2 separate regions of the Homo sapiens genome follow, and region 2 is linked to region 1. A link is an interaction called in ENCODE POLR2A ChIA-PET data of the cell type or tissue named here. Cell type or tissue: GM12878. All regions are shown on one strand. Each heading gives the region's core, and the rest is flanking DNA. Links, peaks and the distances in the headings are about the cores only.

Region 1 (7,240 bases), core at 803-5,802:
AAACACCATGTAAGAATACATATATATCCAAGGATACATATTAAACACATCAGAGAAGATGCTAATGGGAGTGGGATGGGAATGGGAGAAGAGATACAAAGTGACAACAGAAAACAATAAAAACATCAGGGACCCTTGCAATGTCAATATAATGGTATTGTAAAAATAACACATTTTTAATTGGAAGAAAAAGTAACAAATTCAAAGGGGCAGAAGGAAGTTTCCTTCTGCTTCAACTCTCCTTTCCAAACTGTTTGACATTTGGTTCATTTGACTTACCAGGTAAGGAAGGGGGCTAGAGGGGAGGGAGGGAGGAGGCCAACATGTATAAATGCGGCCTACTATATTGCATCTTGCACCCACTTTGACCATGGCATTTGTCATGCTGCTGAAATTATACATATACACAGCTATCTTCTCACCCTGAAAGTTACATCCTTAAGGGCAGGACTGTATCATATTCATCCTCATGCACCCAAAACCCAACTCGGGGGATGGTGCAAAGAATACATTCAATAAATGCTGACTGGCTGACTGGTTGGTTGGTTGGTAGACTGGATGGAAAATAAATCAAAATTATAATCCAGCTGAATTGTTTTCAGCTCAGGTGTACCCTTAGTGCTTGACTATTATAATGTAGCCAATTGAATGTTTAAAGAATTATCATAAATGGGTAGATGTCCTCCTAACATCATTTATTCTAGCATAAAAATGCATGTCCTTTTGGATGGCAGACACATGGACAAACATCACAAAATTCAAGCTGACTCTACAGCTGCAAGGAGAAATTAGAGACACTACTGCAAAATCAGAAATATGAACGATAAAGTTAACTTGAGGTGAAGGGAAAAATAAAGATGCAGCACAAGCCAGGTAATCCCTGCTGCCTGGCAGTGCTGGGTGCCTCACACTTCTGACACTACTGATTCCACACTATGTGTATAATACACAAAAACCCTTCTTACTGGCCAAGCACAGTGGCTCACACCATTATCCCAACACTTTGGGAGGCTGAGGGTGGATCACTTGAGCCCAGGAGTTCGAGACCAGCCTGGGCAATATAGTTAGGCCCCGTCTCTATTTTAATAATAATAATAATAATAATAATAATAATAATATTTTTTAAACCCTTTTTTTTTTTTGATATGGAGTCTTGCTCTGTCACCCAGCCTGGAGTGCAGTGGTGCGATCTCAGCTCACTGCCACCTCCACCTTCCAGGTACAAGTGATTCTCCTGCCTCAACTTCCTAAGTAGCTGGGATTACAAGTGCGCGCCACCACACCTGGCTAATTGTTGTATTTTCAGTAGAGACAGGGTTTCACCATCTTGGTCAGGCTGGTTTTGAACTCCTGACTTCAGGTGATCTGTCCACCTCGGCCTCCCCAAGTGCTGGGATTACAGGCATGAGCCACCACACCTGGCCCCTTCTTACTAACTTTAATCAATTTTTAAATTGACATTACAGTATAATTTACATACAATAAAATACACACATTTAAATGAACAGTTTGATTAGTTTAAATGTACGTACCCATGAAATCACCATCATAGCCAAGACGCAGATCATTCCCATCACCCCAAAAGATCCCTTGTGCCCCTCTGCAGCCACGCCACCCCTTTACCCAGGCTCCAGGCAACCACTACTCCGTCTTTTGTCAAGATATCTCACTCACATTTTTTTTTTTTTTTGAGATGGAGTCCGGCTCTGTTGCCCAGGATGGAGTACAGTGGCACGATCTCGGCTCACTGCAACCTCCGCCTCACGGGTTCAAGTGATTCTCCTGCCTCAGCCTCTTAAGTAGCTGAGATTACAGGCGCATGTCACTACGCCTGGCTAATTTTTGTAATTTTAGTACAGACAGGGTTTCCCCATGTTGGCCAGGCTGGTCTCGAACTCCTAACCTCAGGTGATCCACCCTCCTCAGCCTCCCAAAGTGCTGGGATTACAGGCATGAGCCACTGTGCCCAGCCCTCACTCACTTGTTAAATTTTAAAATTTAATTCTAAAATTTTCAAACATATACACAGTAGAACAGTAGAATGAGCCTAGTTTGCCCAACACCCAGCTTCAACGATGTTTAATGCATAACCAGTCCTGTGTCAGTGATTCTCCCACCTACTCCCTTGCCTGGGCTATTCTGAAGCAAATCACAGACAGCATTTCTTTTCATATGTAAATATTTCAATATGTATGTCTCTTTAAAGGATATTCTTTTAAAATGTATCCACAATTTTCACACTTAACTAACAAATTTTTTAAATTTAATTATTTGTTGTCAATATTCAATATAAGATAAATTTCCTCTTGTCTTTTTTGGTTTGTTTTATAAAATAAACTTCTTAATACCATTAATACCATCAAATAATCAGTCAGTGTCCACATTTCCCAGATTGCCTCACATTTTCTTCATTTTGTCTGAATCAATCATATATGACTATTGGTTCATTCATCTCTTCAATCTCTTTTTATCTATAGAGGCTTTTTTCTCACCTTTTCCCCTTATGATTTATTTGTTGAAAAAACTGTTCTGTTTATCCTATAATGCAGTTTGGAATTTGCTGATTCTATCCCCAAAAAGCCATTTACAATGTTTCTCCATCCCTCGTATTTCCTATAAATACACAGTAAGATCTAGGCGTTTTATCAAACTCGGGGTCTACTTTAGCAGCAAGGCTGCTTCACAGGTGGTGGTGTGCACACATACCAGGACATACATACAATGTCCCATATGCCTTTTTCTGTCTCACTTTTTGAAAAATACCATCTTTTCCCTCAAGTAACTAAAAACAAAAGCATTTATTGTAGAGTATTAGGACGATTTAATCTAGAAAAGTGTCACAGGACATCAACTCCCATTTAACAGACTGATTCTGGCCTACAGTGTTCCTACAAAGAGACAAGCAGTCCTTGAGCCGCTGTCTGAAATACACACAGTTCTGCCCACCACACTATGTCTGTCGCTTATTTTAAGTTACACACTGAACGTACCCTGATGCACTTGTCTTTGTGTGCATGTCTTGCTCCCCAGTTACACAGAGAAGAAGCCTTCTTACACCTCTTCAACATCTCCCATGAGCACCCTGCACACAGACAGCACGTATGAGTGAGGAGGACCAGGCGGTTCTCTGCTAAGGGGAGGCTCTTGATGCAGTCGGGCCCACTGGTTCTTCTCCACTTTCCTCCAGAGTCAGGATCCTTTCCACTTCCCCAACCGGAAAACAGAGGCACAGAGAAGAAACAGGAACGGTGAAGCAGGGGAAGGTTGCACTAAGAACTCAAAATTCACCGGGGGTTCAGAAAACCTGTTGACGTAAATGTGTTTCTACTTGAATGCCTCCTCCTTCCCTTCGGGGAGACATGTGAGTCTCAACACTGAGTCTTTGAGAGAAGGGACTACAGACATTGTGTAGACAGGAACCAGAGGGCCTTCCCGTTCTCCTTGTCAGGACAAGTCCCTGCTTGACAGCTAAATAATTACTAAGAGAACAAGAATCAGTTAGAGAGAACCCATGATGAGCTTGGGATGGGAAAGAAAAGAAAGTCGTTTACATCCTAACCTCACTGCAGGCCTGCAAAGACGTGGCATGCAGGGAAGTTGGAGTCATAGGCAGAAAAGGCCTCCCCTTCTTCCTGCTTTGATGAAAAGCTCCTCCACCCGCAGCAGTGTTGCACTAATAGCGACGAGGCCCTTGCTGCCAGTCACCTCCCACTCTTCTCTCTGCTTGGCTGGCTCTTTACTGCCTCCAGAAATAAAAGCTAGAATATGATACTTATTATGCTAATAATCACTCCCTAGTAAACATAAGTTCCAGAAGCACAAGCCTCTGCTTACAAACAGCATAACTGCCAATGCAAAAGGACATCACTTCTCCCTCATCCCCACCCCCACCTAGGACAAGTGCAGATTAAATTAACAATTCTCAAAATTCCCAATGGTGTCAAAAGCATTTAAAGTTGCTGGGTCAAAGATTCACTTTTGCAGCAGACAACCACAAAGGATTTCAGTGTTACATACAGTGGAAATGATTGCAAGAAATTCTAAATAGGGACAGACCAGTAATTTAAATTCATTTTCTAATGGCTAACACTTATTTTTTGTTTGTTTCCCAGTTCAATAGCTGATTCTAAGTCAGGTTCCAATTAAGGAAAACAAGACCCAGTTTTCTGGTTCCACTGGGATTTACTTGTTCAGGGATTACCTGTCTGCCAGTTGTGAACCTGTTGTGACTAACACAAGCGTGTTTCAGAACAAGGAAACACCCTGATTACTGGAAGTCAAGGGCAAAGTAAAGCCCAAAACAAGGAACTCTCACTTTCCGTCTGGTGTGTTCCCCAGCAGGCCACTGCCTCTGTCTCTAACCAGAGATTACTGTATACAACTATGAAACCACTGGTGATAGAAATCAGAAAATAGAGCATGAGAAGCAAAATCCCACTAGTAATGTCGAACACTAACACATAAAGTGGACTACTGAAGCAAATACCTAAAAGCTAAGTATTAGAGTTGCCCACATTTTTTTTTTTTTTTTTTTGAGGCAGAGTCTTGCTCTGTCACCCAGGCTAGAGTGCAATGGTACAATCTCGGCTCACTGTAACCTCTGCTCCCTGGACTCAAGCAATTCTCCTGCCTCAGCCTCCCGAGTAGCTGGGATTACAGGCATGCGCCGCCATGCATGACTAATTTTTGTATTTTTAGTAGAGACGAGGTTTCACCATGTTGGCCAGGCTGGTCTTGAACTCCCGACCTCAAGTAATCTGCCTGCCTCGGCCTCCCAAAGTGCTGGGATTACAGGCATGAGCCACCATGCCCGGCCTGCCCAGATATTTTAAACAGGACTGATTTTCTTCAATTACTTGAATACCTGAATTATCCCAGTTTTCTATTTTATTTTATCTACACAGGCATAGTTAGACACTGGTTAGAGTAAGACTAGAGGCAAAAGACACCCCTGGTTACTCTACTTGAATCTGTGAGTAATGTGTATTTTCATACACTTTGAATTATTTAACATGACTTAGCTCTCTGACCCTGGAAAATCACTCTGAATCCAGAACATCTTCAAAATAGAGGATGGAATAAAATTGCTTCTAAGATCCTTTTGACTTACTTGGTTTATATCTTCTTTACTATGGGATCAAATCCCATTAAACAGCAAGTCAGTGGCTCAAAATATTTCAAATACTAGAACTTCATTGTAGCAAATGATGCTAAAAGTAGAAATTTAATTGCAATAAGATTTGGTCTACGCATTAATTGATGTGGTACTTTAATTTTTTATTTCCGTAGGTTTTTGAGATTTTGGTGCACCCAACACCCAAGCAGTATACACTGTACCCAATTTGCAGTATTTTATCCCTCACCTGCCTCCTGCCCTTTCACCCGAGTCCCCAAAGTCCATTGTATCATTCTTATGCCTCTGCATCCTCATAGCTTAGCCCCTAGATGCTGTATTTTTAAAAAGAATTTATTGTTCACCAATGTTCATAGCAGCATTATTCACAATGGACAAAAGGTGGAAGCCACCCAAATGTTCATCAATAAAGAGACAGACATGGAAAGAAACAGTTCCTCCTCCTCAATGGGATGTTCTGGTGTCTCCCTGTGGCACCTGGAACTGCGACAGGCCACCTGAGACCATGGGGAGCCAGCGGGCAAGCCTGTACTGAGGATGACAAAGCAGGAGGGCAAAATGAACTTGGCTCCTTGATGCCTTTGCCAGGCTGCTCAGTTAACCAGCACTGGACTCACCCTTGCCCCAGACTTTTGTTTTCTGAAATGATAAACATCTGTGTGTTTAAGTCATTGAGCTGGCTTTTCTGTTTCTTGAAGGTGAAAGCATTCTAACTGATGACACACACTGACCTAAGATGTCTGACACACCATGAGACTTATGCAGTAATGAAAGGCAGAGTTTGATCTCCATAATTAACAAACTCACTGAAAGGCAAAATACACCGTTCTTGTCATTAAAATGCAAGAAAGGCTTCAGAGCAGGTAAAGAACAAGGTTAAAGTGCAGTAAGCAGATCCATACATTTAGCCATTCAATACATAAACGTGGACCCAGAAGTTATCCTGAATGAACCAATTATGCCCCACTTCAGAAATATTAGAAGATGATGACTTAAAATACTGTCTTTATGATCACAACAACCCTAACTATATAACTCTAGGTTATATTATTCCCATTTTATAGATGAAGACACTGAAGCAGAGAAGAAGCTGAGTAACTTGCCCAAAGCCATTATGTCCACAGTTTTCTCTGCCTGGAACTCTTCCTTCTCTTCACTTAGCTAATTCCCACACATCCTTCAGGTTTCAACTTAAGCAATCACTCCTTAGGAAAAAGGCTTCTTTTATGTGTTCAGACAAGGTCCAGAGCTCCTATTATGCTCCACTGCACTCCTGTTCTATGGCAGCATTTTGCACACTTGAGATTAAATATTTGTCTTCCCACTAGAATGCCCATGGCCTGAAACAGTTCCGTCTTTTTTACAACTAGACGGTATTGCCAAAGCTGCGCAGAATGCCTGCCCTTGACAGTCTCACAGTCTGATAGCGAGACAGCAAGTAAACAGTTCCTTGGAGATATTGTGGCTTTAGTTCCAGACCACTGCAATAACGCAAGTGACATGAAATTATTTATTTCCCGGTGCATATAAAAGTTATGTTTACACTATACAGTAGTCTATCAACTGTGCAATAGCATTGTCTTAAAAAAAAAAAAAGTATATACTTTAATTTAAAAATGGGCTGGGTGCGGTGGCTCACGCCTGTAATCCCAGCACTTTGGGAGGCTGAGGTGGGTGGATCACGAGGTCAGGAGATCGAGATCATCCTGGCTAACACGGTGAAACCCCACCTCTACTAAAAACAACAAAAATTAGCCGGGCGCGGTGGCAGGTGCCTATAGTCCCAGCTACTTGGGAGGCTGAGGCAGGAGAATGGCATGAACCCGGTAGGTGGAGCTTGCAGTGAGCCGAGATCACGCCACAGCACTCTAGCCTGGGCGACAGAGCGAAACTCTGTCCCAAAAAAATAAATAAATAAATAAAATAAAAAAATAAAAATGGCTTATTGAGCCAGGCGTGGTGGCTCACGCCTATAATCCCAGCATTTTGGGAGGCCGAGGCAGGTGGATCACCTTAGGTCAGGAGTTCAAGACTAGCCTGGCCAACATGGCAAAACCCTGTCTCTACTAAAAATACAAAAATTAGCTGGACATGGTGGCACGTGCC
Region 2 (7,240 bases), core at 855-5,854, 96 kb before region 1:
TCTGGCAGCATCCCTGGCCTCTACTCACTAGGTGCTGGTAGTGGCAACTCTCCACTCCCTCATTTGTGACAAACAAAAATGTCTCCAATCATTGCCATATGTCTGGGAGGCAAAATCATCCCCAGTTGAGAACCCCTGCTCCAGGCCATTTGCAGGACTAACTCAGCATGCCTGAGCCAGACTCTGGGACCCCAGATCTTCAGATGGTTTGGCTTGTGTAATGGCTCACAGCCACAGAACAGGTTGCTTCCAGATTGCAGAGCTAGCTCATTTACACCTTCTCTATATGATCAGCCAATGTTGTTGTTGCTGTTGTTTTTTTGAGACTGAATCTCACTCTATTGCCCAGGCTGGGGTGTAGTGGTGCAATCTTGGCTCACTGCAACCTCTGCCTCCCGGGTTCAAGTGATTTTCCTGCCTCAGCTTCCTGATTAGCTAGGATTACAAGCGTCTGCCACCATGCCTGCCTAATTTTTGTATTTTTGGTAGAGACAGCTTTTACCATGTTGATTGACCAGGCTGGTCTTGAACTCCTGACCTCAAGTGATCCACCTGCCTCAGCCTCCCAAAGTGCTGGGATTACAGGTGTGAGCCACCACGCCCAGCCTCGGCCAACATTAATAGAATCTAGAATCATGGAAAAGCTCTGGTTAGACCTGAGACTAGAGATAATTTCACTCCATTTTCGATCTCAATATGACAAATTAATTAAACGCGTTTTAAAGAGAATGAACTGGGTGATAACACAGGTCTGCTGGGAGGTTTTGAAGTAGCACGCCTTGTTGTTAAGCCCTATGACAGCTACAGCATTGCTTCCATGTCAAAGCTGCAACATTTATTAAGATCTTTATTCCTCCCAGCTTTATTAAGCTATAATTGACAAATAAAAATTGTATATATTTACAGTATACAACATGTTTTGATGTATGGATACACTGTGAAATGATTAAATCAAGGTAATTAGCATATCCATCTCCTGATAATATCTTTAACTTGGATTGGGCTTAGAGGACACCTGCTGGCTATTTACTGGCTCTTCCAGATGTCCCAGACAATCCTCCTGGGGACAAATTCCCAATTTCATCACATTTCTGTTCCTGCTTCTATAAACACTAAAGGGCTTTTTCCCCCAAAAGATGTTGGAACACCAGCAGGACTCCAGCTGTGTCTGACCAAGTGTTTGGCATGGGATATGGATGAGGTATCACTAGAGGTCCCAGAAGTCTGCACCACTGTGCTCATGGACAATGTCAGCTGCTGAAGGGTAAGAGTGTAGGCCCGTGTCAGAGAGAAGGGGGCAAGAGTGGGTAATGTGTAGGCTATCATTTCATGAAGGACTAGGCTCTAATGCCATTATTTATAGTGCTGTGGAAATAGCGACTTAGCAGCAGGCAGTCCTGGCTGGAAGTCTGCATCTGTGGCTGCCCTGACGCACTGTCAGGGCTCATTGTTATCAGCTTGGAGAACCAAATTATGTTGCCATTGTGTGCTCAAGCCTTGGGAAAATTCAACAACTGGAATAATTCGTATCAGGAGAAATTCTTTCTGGTTCTAGCGATAAACTGAATCCTCTAAAATGTGGGGAACAAAAAGCAAGATTAAGAAAAATAAATAAATAACAGTGCTAGGAAACCAGGGAAGAGAGGACACAAGTTGAGGTGGTGCGTGCACACCTGCCTACAGGTGCACAATCTCGTGGTTTTTCCTAATCCATTCAGAAGTTCTCCATTTAAGAGCGCAGTCTGGTTCTGCTGTTCCCAAAGCGCCTTTCATACCAAAGGATTCCAAAGTTTCACACCCACATCCAGACATATGGGGCTCTTCAAAATAGAAATATCAGCACAGAACCAGCAAAGTGAGTCTGAAACGTGGCCAAGGGAACCAGAATTTGAAGGACTCACTAAAAAGACATCTAGATTCTATCAATTTTAGGAGTCCACAACTGAAATGGCACTAAGGAATTATAATAATAAAAGCAATAGTAGTCGGTGAGCAATGAGCAGTGCTCTGTGTGCAGTAAGTCAATCAGGCACACCCCACGCAGCAGTCTGATGTGCATGATCCTGTTCCATCTCCTCACTACCTTGGGAGGCACGAGCTTTAACACGTACCTTGTAGATGAGGAAGCAAAGGCGTGGTAACATGCCCAAGATCACACAGTCAGTGGAGTGGTGGAGTCAAGACTCAAACTCAGAAGCTCTACCCTGTCCCAAATGTGTTTTTGCCCTGACAGAGGCCCTTAGGCCATCATATTATAAAGGCTGACACTCACCTGGCTTTTTTTTTTTTTTTTTTTTTGAGATGGAGTCTTGCTCTGTTACCCAGGCTGGAGTGCAGTGGCGGGATCTTGGCTCAATGCAACCTCTGCTTCCCAGGTTCAAGCAATTCTCTGCCTCAGCCACGCGAGTAGCTGGGATTACAGGTGTGCATCACCATGCCTGGCTAATTTTGTATTTTTAGTAGAAACAGGGTTTTGCCATGTTGGCCAGGCTGGTCTCGAACTCCTGACCTCAAGTGGTCCACCCACCTCGGCCTCCCAAAGTGCTGGGATTACAGGTTTGAGCCACCGTGTCCGCCCTCAACTGGCTTTTGAGCCAAATGGGCTCCTATACCGACACCACAACCCTACAGATGAGGCACCGAGGCTCAGAGTGTCTAAGTAATTTTTTCTGTAAGTTTTATAAGTCAGGTAACTAACATTTATTGAACATCCACAGTGTTAGGTGTTCTGCTTACTGCTTTTGGGGCACTGTCTCAGTTAGTGATTTAGTTACATTTTGTTATATTAGGGCACTTGCTCTACATTCCTAGAACACTAAGAAAGAGTCCTCCCTCAGCCAGCTCCCAGGTATCTTTCTAGAGTCATCCCATATAGTTAAGAGGGAATTTAGCTCTCATGGCCAGGGGTAGGGTTTGCCCAGTAGGGTTTGCCCATGTGGATGCTGTCAATTCAGCAGGGCCATTCAGCAGTTCCATGTGAGGAAATGCATCTCCAAGCCACATCCTAAACACTAATACCAAAGAAAGTGAGGTGGCTGGGTACACACTGCACTCCAGCCTGGGGAGTACAGCGAGACCCTATCTCAAAAAAAAAAAAATAGGCCGGGCACAGCGGCTCAAGCCTCTAATCCCAGCACTTTGGGAAGCTGAGGCGGGCGGATCACCTGAGGTCAGGAGTTTGAGACCAGCCTGGCCAACATGGAGAAACCCCATCTCTACTAAAAATACAAAAATTAGCCGGGTGTGGGTGGCACGTGCCTGCAGTCCCAGCTACTCGGGAGGCTGAGGCAGGAGAATCGCTGGCACCCGGGAGGTGAAAGTTGCAGTGAGCCGAGATCGCTCCATTGCACTCCTGCCTGGGCGATAAGAGCAAAACTCCGACTCCAATAAAAATAAAAAATAAATTTAGAAAGAGTTTTTTTTTTTTTTTTTTTTTTTTGTAAATCGAGGTCTCCTCAGTTCTTGGATCCCCATGAACCCGGCCTGGAACGGCGTCTAGGGTGCAGGGTCTGCAGGGGCAGGGCTGGGGTTTCTCCCAGGGAGGAGTCTGTTTGGGCTGCAGTTTCCCATGCATTGCCTCACTAACGTCACGTGGGGCGCTGTCCTAAGCAGGAAGAACGGTGAGCTGGGAGAGAGCCCCACCTGGTGGCAACAGGCAGAAGGGCAGCCAGGGGATGCCCCAAGAGAAGGTGGTTTCCAGGACAGGCACCTGCCCTTTCAGACCCGTGCTTTTCAGCGGTAGAGGCCTCTCCTGTTTCCTATCATCTCCGCACAATTACTACCGATCTGCAGGGCGAGTTTGGTATTCCCCCTGGTGAACCATGAGTAGGCTTCATCTGCCAGTAAAGCAGGTGAACAGGAGGACTTAAAGGATTTGTTTCTTTGATCTACAGAAAAGACACTGGGCTTTGGAGGGCAAATCCTAAGCTGGGCACTCACATCGCGACAACACTCACTTGCCTTCCATTGTAAACGAAGGAAGAGCAGCTTCCTAGGGCCTGAGGTCACTTCAGGCTCACACCCACCCCTGCCTGTGATCTGCTGAGGGAGCAGGGCCTTTCTAGGAGGGGCGGAGCAAGGCCCAGGTCGTGGCTCCGGCTGCTACAGTACATGCCCCCTTTTCCCCTTGCTCACCAGAAAAAATGGAAACCTCTTGACTAAATTATAAATTTTCTCGGGGCACTGCTCCCCTCTATGGATTCTTGGCCCAATAAAGCCTACTAGGGCCTCCTGAGCACGTCTCAGTGGCTCCCCTCCTCTCCATACCTGCTCCTTCCCCAGTCTGGTGCAGGGCCACTCACTACTGGCCAAACGCCCACTCCATGCCACACTCTCAGCTACCACAGAACAGACACGAAGGGAGAGGTTTTTGTTTGTTGAGATAAGGTCTTGTTCTGTCACCTAGGCTGGAGAGCAGTGGTGCGATCACAGCTCACTGCAGCTTCTGCCTCCTGGGCTCAAGGGATCCTCCTGCCTCAGCCTCCCAAGTAGCTGGGTCTACAGACGTGCACCACCATGCCTGGCTAACTTTTGCATTTTTCGTAGAGATGGGCTTTCACCATGTTGCTCAGGCTGGTTTCGAACTCCTAGGCTCAAGTGATCCACCCGCCCTGGCCTCCCAAAGAGCTGGGATTATAGACATGAGTCACCACGCCCAGCAGAGGGGGAGATTGTATGTATTCTGAGAGGGAAGGCGCTGGGCCATGGCAGAAACAGACCAAAAGGAACAACCCAGCCTGACACAGCAATGACCCCAAAGAGCTAAGCTCCCAGCCAGACTGAGGGGAGGAAAACTGAGGCTGAAACAAGATGAGGCCATTTTCTTTTTTCTTTTCTTTTTTTTTTTTTTTTGAGGGAATCTCGCTCTGTCGCCAGGCTGGAGTGCAGTGGCTCAATCTTGGCTCACTGCAACCTCCGCCTCCCGGCTTCAAGTGATTCTCCTGCCTCATCCTCCTGAGTAGCTGGGACTACAGGTGCACACCATCACGCCCAGGTAATTTTTGTATTTTTAGTAGAGATGGGGTGTCACCATGTTGGCCAGAATGCTCTCAATCTCTTGACCTCATGATCTGCCCGACTCCACCTCCCAAAGTGCCAGGATTACAGTTGTGATCCACCATGCCCAGCCAATGGGGCCACTTTTCTAAGGTCACAACATGAGCCCTGATCAGAGATGCAGAGGGCCAGAGCGTCGAGCCCTGACATGCCACGGTCCCACCCCGCCCCGCAGTCGCGGTTGCGCTCACAGGGCTGGTGGTGTCTTTTCCGAGGCTGCCTTTGCTGTTGAGGCTGCCAATCTCCGTCTGGGAGCTGGACTGCGACATCCCCTCAAAGAAAGGCCTGTGGTGAAGAGCACAGCCAGGGTCAGTGCTGCCAGGGCTCAGAACAGCATGCTGGGAGAGTTGAATGGAGCTGGCATTCAGGGTGGGTCAACAAGCTACAGGTGTCCAGAACGCCCGGTGAGCAGGGAAGTGCAGGGTGAAGAGGAGGGGCGGGTCAGGAGAGGGGGTACTTCCTGAGAGTCCTATAGGACTTCTGTCAGTGAGAGGCAAAACAGTGACCTTCTCCAAGACAGCCAGAGGTTCAGAAAGGATGAAGGACCAAGATTCTCTGGTAATAGAGGGGACAGCGAGGGAGGGGTCAGGAGACTGCTATGGCCAGGAAGGAGAGTCTGGAGGCCAGCTACAGAGAGGGGGGCTCACTTGAGCTTGGGCTTTGGCGTGCTGAGGATGCTTTCTGTCTCCTCCATCTCAGGGCCACTGTCGCTGGGGTTGTACATCTCCAGACTGTCATACAATTCATCCAAGTCCTCTTCCACTTCCCGGATCTGCTCGCGGGACACATGCTCCAGCCCAAAGCCCACCTGCAGGGAAAAAGGAGTCTCTGAATTTAGGGTCATCCCTATTAACAATTTTGGTTGATGAGCAGCTCCTTTCTCCTGGGCTGCCCTTATAGTCCTGCTTAAGGGACATGCCAGAGCTTCACACTGGCTGGAGTAACCTTCACGTCATTTCCATGATCCAGCCTGAGGGCGGGGACATGGTGAGGCCACCTTCCCCCCAGTTCCTGCCACCGCTCCACACTGTGAAGCTGTGCCAGGAGGGACAGCTGAGGAATCCCGAGGCCCATCGCCCATGTGGGTTCTTCCTACCCTCCTTACAGCTCACAGGAAGGCGAAGCAATCGCTCTCAACAATTTTCATCTTTATCCCTCTGTTAGCCCACTGAGAGGCCTGTGGAAACGGGCCCCTCCCGGAGCCCAGGGAAAAGACTGCTTCTCTCTCAGCAGCCCCATTCCTGGTTATTCCAGGGCTGACCAACAAGGACATTTCCACCTCACAAGCTGCTGCTCACTGATGTTCCCGTGGGATAAGAGGGGAAATTAAGTGACAACCGCAGCAGCATCCGCTGGGTCTGTCCCTGTATCGCATGCCAGAGGCTTGCGCATCACCAAGGGTCGGGCGTAGCTGTGCTGCCCTGCGTTGTGTGCATAGCCTCTCTCTCCTCTGCTTGCTTAAGTCCTTCTTAGCCACCCTCTCCCTTAGGGCTCTACCAGGTATGCCACGGGGAGCAGGAATATTAATCCTAGAATCCTGACTCTCAGTGGCAATACAGAGTGTACTCCAGGGATGCTGGGTGAAACCCGGGGAATTCTACTCACCATTAACCTTGGGAGTAAGAGGCCATACCTCATCTGAAACTTTAAACCGCTTCAGGAGGGCCACAAACTTCTGTTTGATGTTAGGTTGCTGTAGGGACAAATCGCATGACAGTTCTCAGCAACGTCCACTTGGGGTCAATTCAAGTCAATAAACACCCACCAGAGCCCACTTTCATGACGAGCTGTGGGAAGACACGAAGACTGGAGGACTTGGTCTCTGCCCTTGGCACTCAAAGCCTGTCAGGAAGACAGGCCAAATTCCAGTGTAGCTCCTGGGCCTTGGGTGCAGCTGCGGGGAGAAGGAATGTCTATCCCCAGGTCCTCCACCCCCCTGTGCCCCAACACCTCCCAAATGTGGGTCTCCAGCTCATCCCTTTCTCTTGCCCTTCGGATTCACAGTGCCCACTGCTGACTCCTACCTGCGCATGCACAGCGCGGGCACCTCAGCCTTACCACCTCCACGGTGGAACGCAGCGTCCCGTCTTCTCCTTGCACCCCGATCCTCTTACTGATGTCGCCAACACACCTGAACCAACATCTACGCCTGGAGTCTCTCCTTCTCGTTCTCCCCGCAGGCCCA

What was found. ChIA-PET counts read pairs that join two places held together with the same protein. Peaks named below come from ENCODE experiments on the same cell type or tissue, not always from the same donor. Only the 100,000 strongest peaks of a DNase experiment are listed, where the experiment ranks them.
Region 2: POLR2A ChIA-PET joins it to region 1 with 18 read pairs; 4 of 35 experiments call an interaction of 5 or more read pairs at or near these places.

Annotation. Positions count from the first base shown.
Region 1 is chr11:66,123,334-66,130,573 of GRCh38, reverse strand. The region is part of intron 1 of PACS1 (phosphofurin acidic cluster sorting protein 1); the gene reads right to left. Among named protein-coding and RNA genes, the nearest start is that of PACS1, 57 kb to the right of the region's middle. RefSeq lists a silencer at 3,063-3,122 and enhancers at 2,573-3,232, 3,482-3,776, 3,723-3,782. In GM12878, for the core only: a CTCF peak has its summit at 3,687; DNase peaks (open chromatin) are centred at 3,613 and 4,338; H3K4me3 peaks cover 2,955 bases; H3K27ac peaks cover 4,113 bases.
Region 2 is chr11:66,219,254-66,226,493 of GRCh38, reverse strand. PACS1 (phosphofurin acidic cluster sorting protein 1) reads right to left here. Exons shown (of 24, transcript NM_018026.4): 8 at 6,689-6,748; 9 at 5,703-5,863; 10 at 5,247-5,340. Among named protein-coding and RNA genes, the nearest start is that of KLC2, 35 kb to the left of the region's middle. RefSeq lists enhancers at 2,718-3,218, 3,219-3,719, 3,525-3,764, 3,825-3,924. In GM12878, for the core only: CTCF peaks have their summits at 3,634 (motif pointing left) and 4,687; DNase peaks (open chromatin) are centred at 3,673 and 4,633; H3K27ac peaks cover 1,291 bases.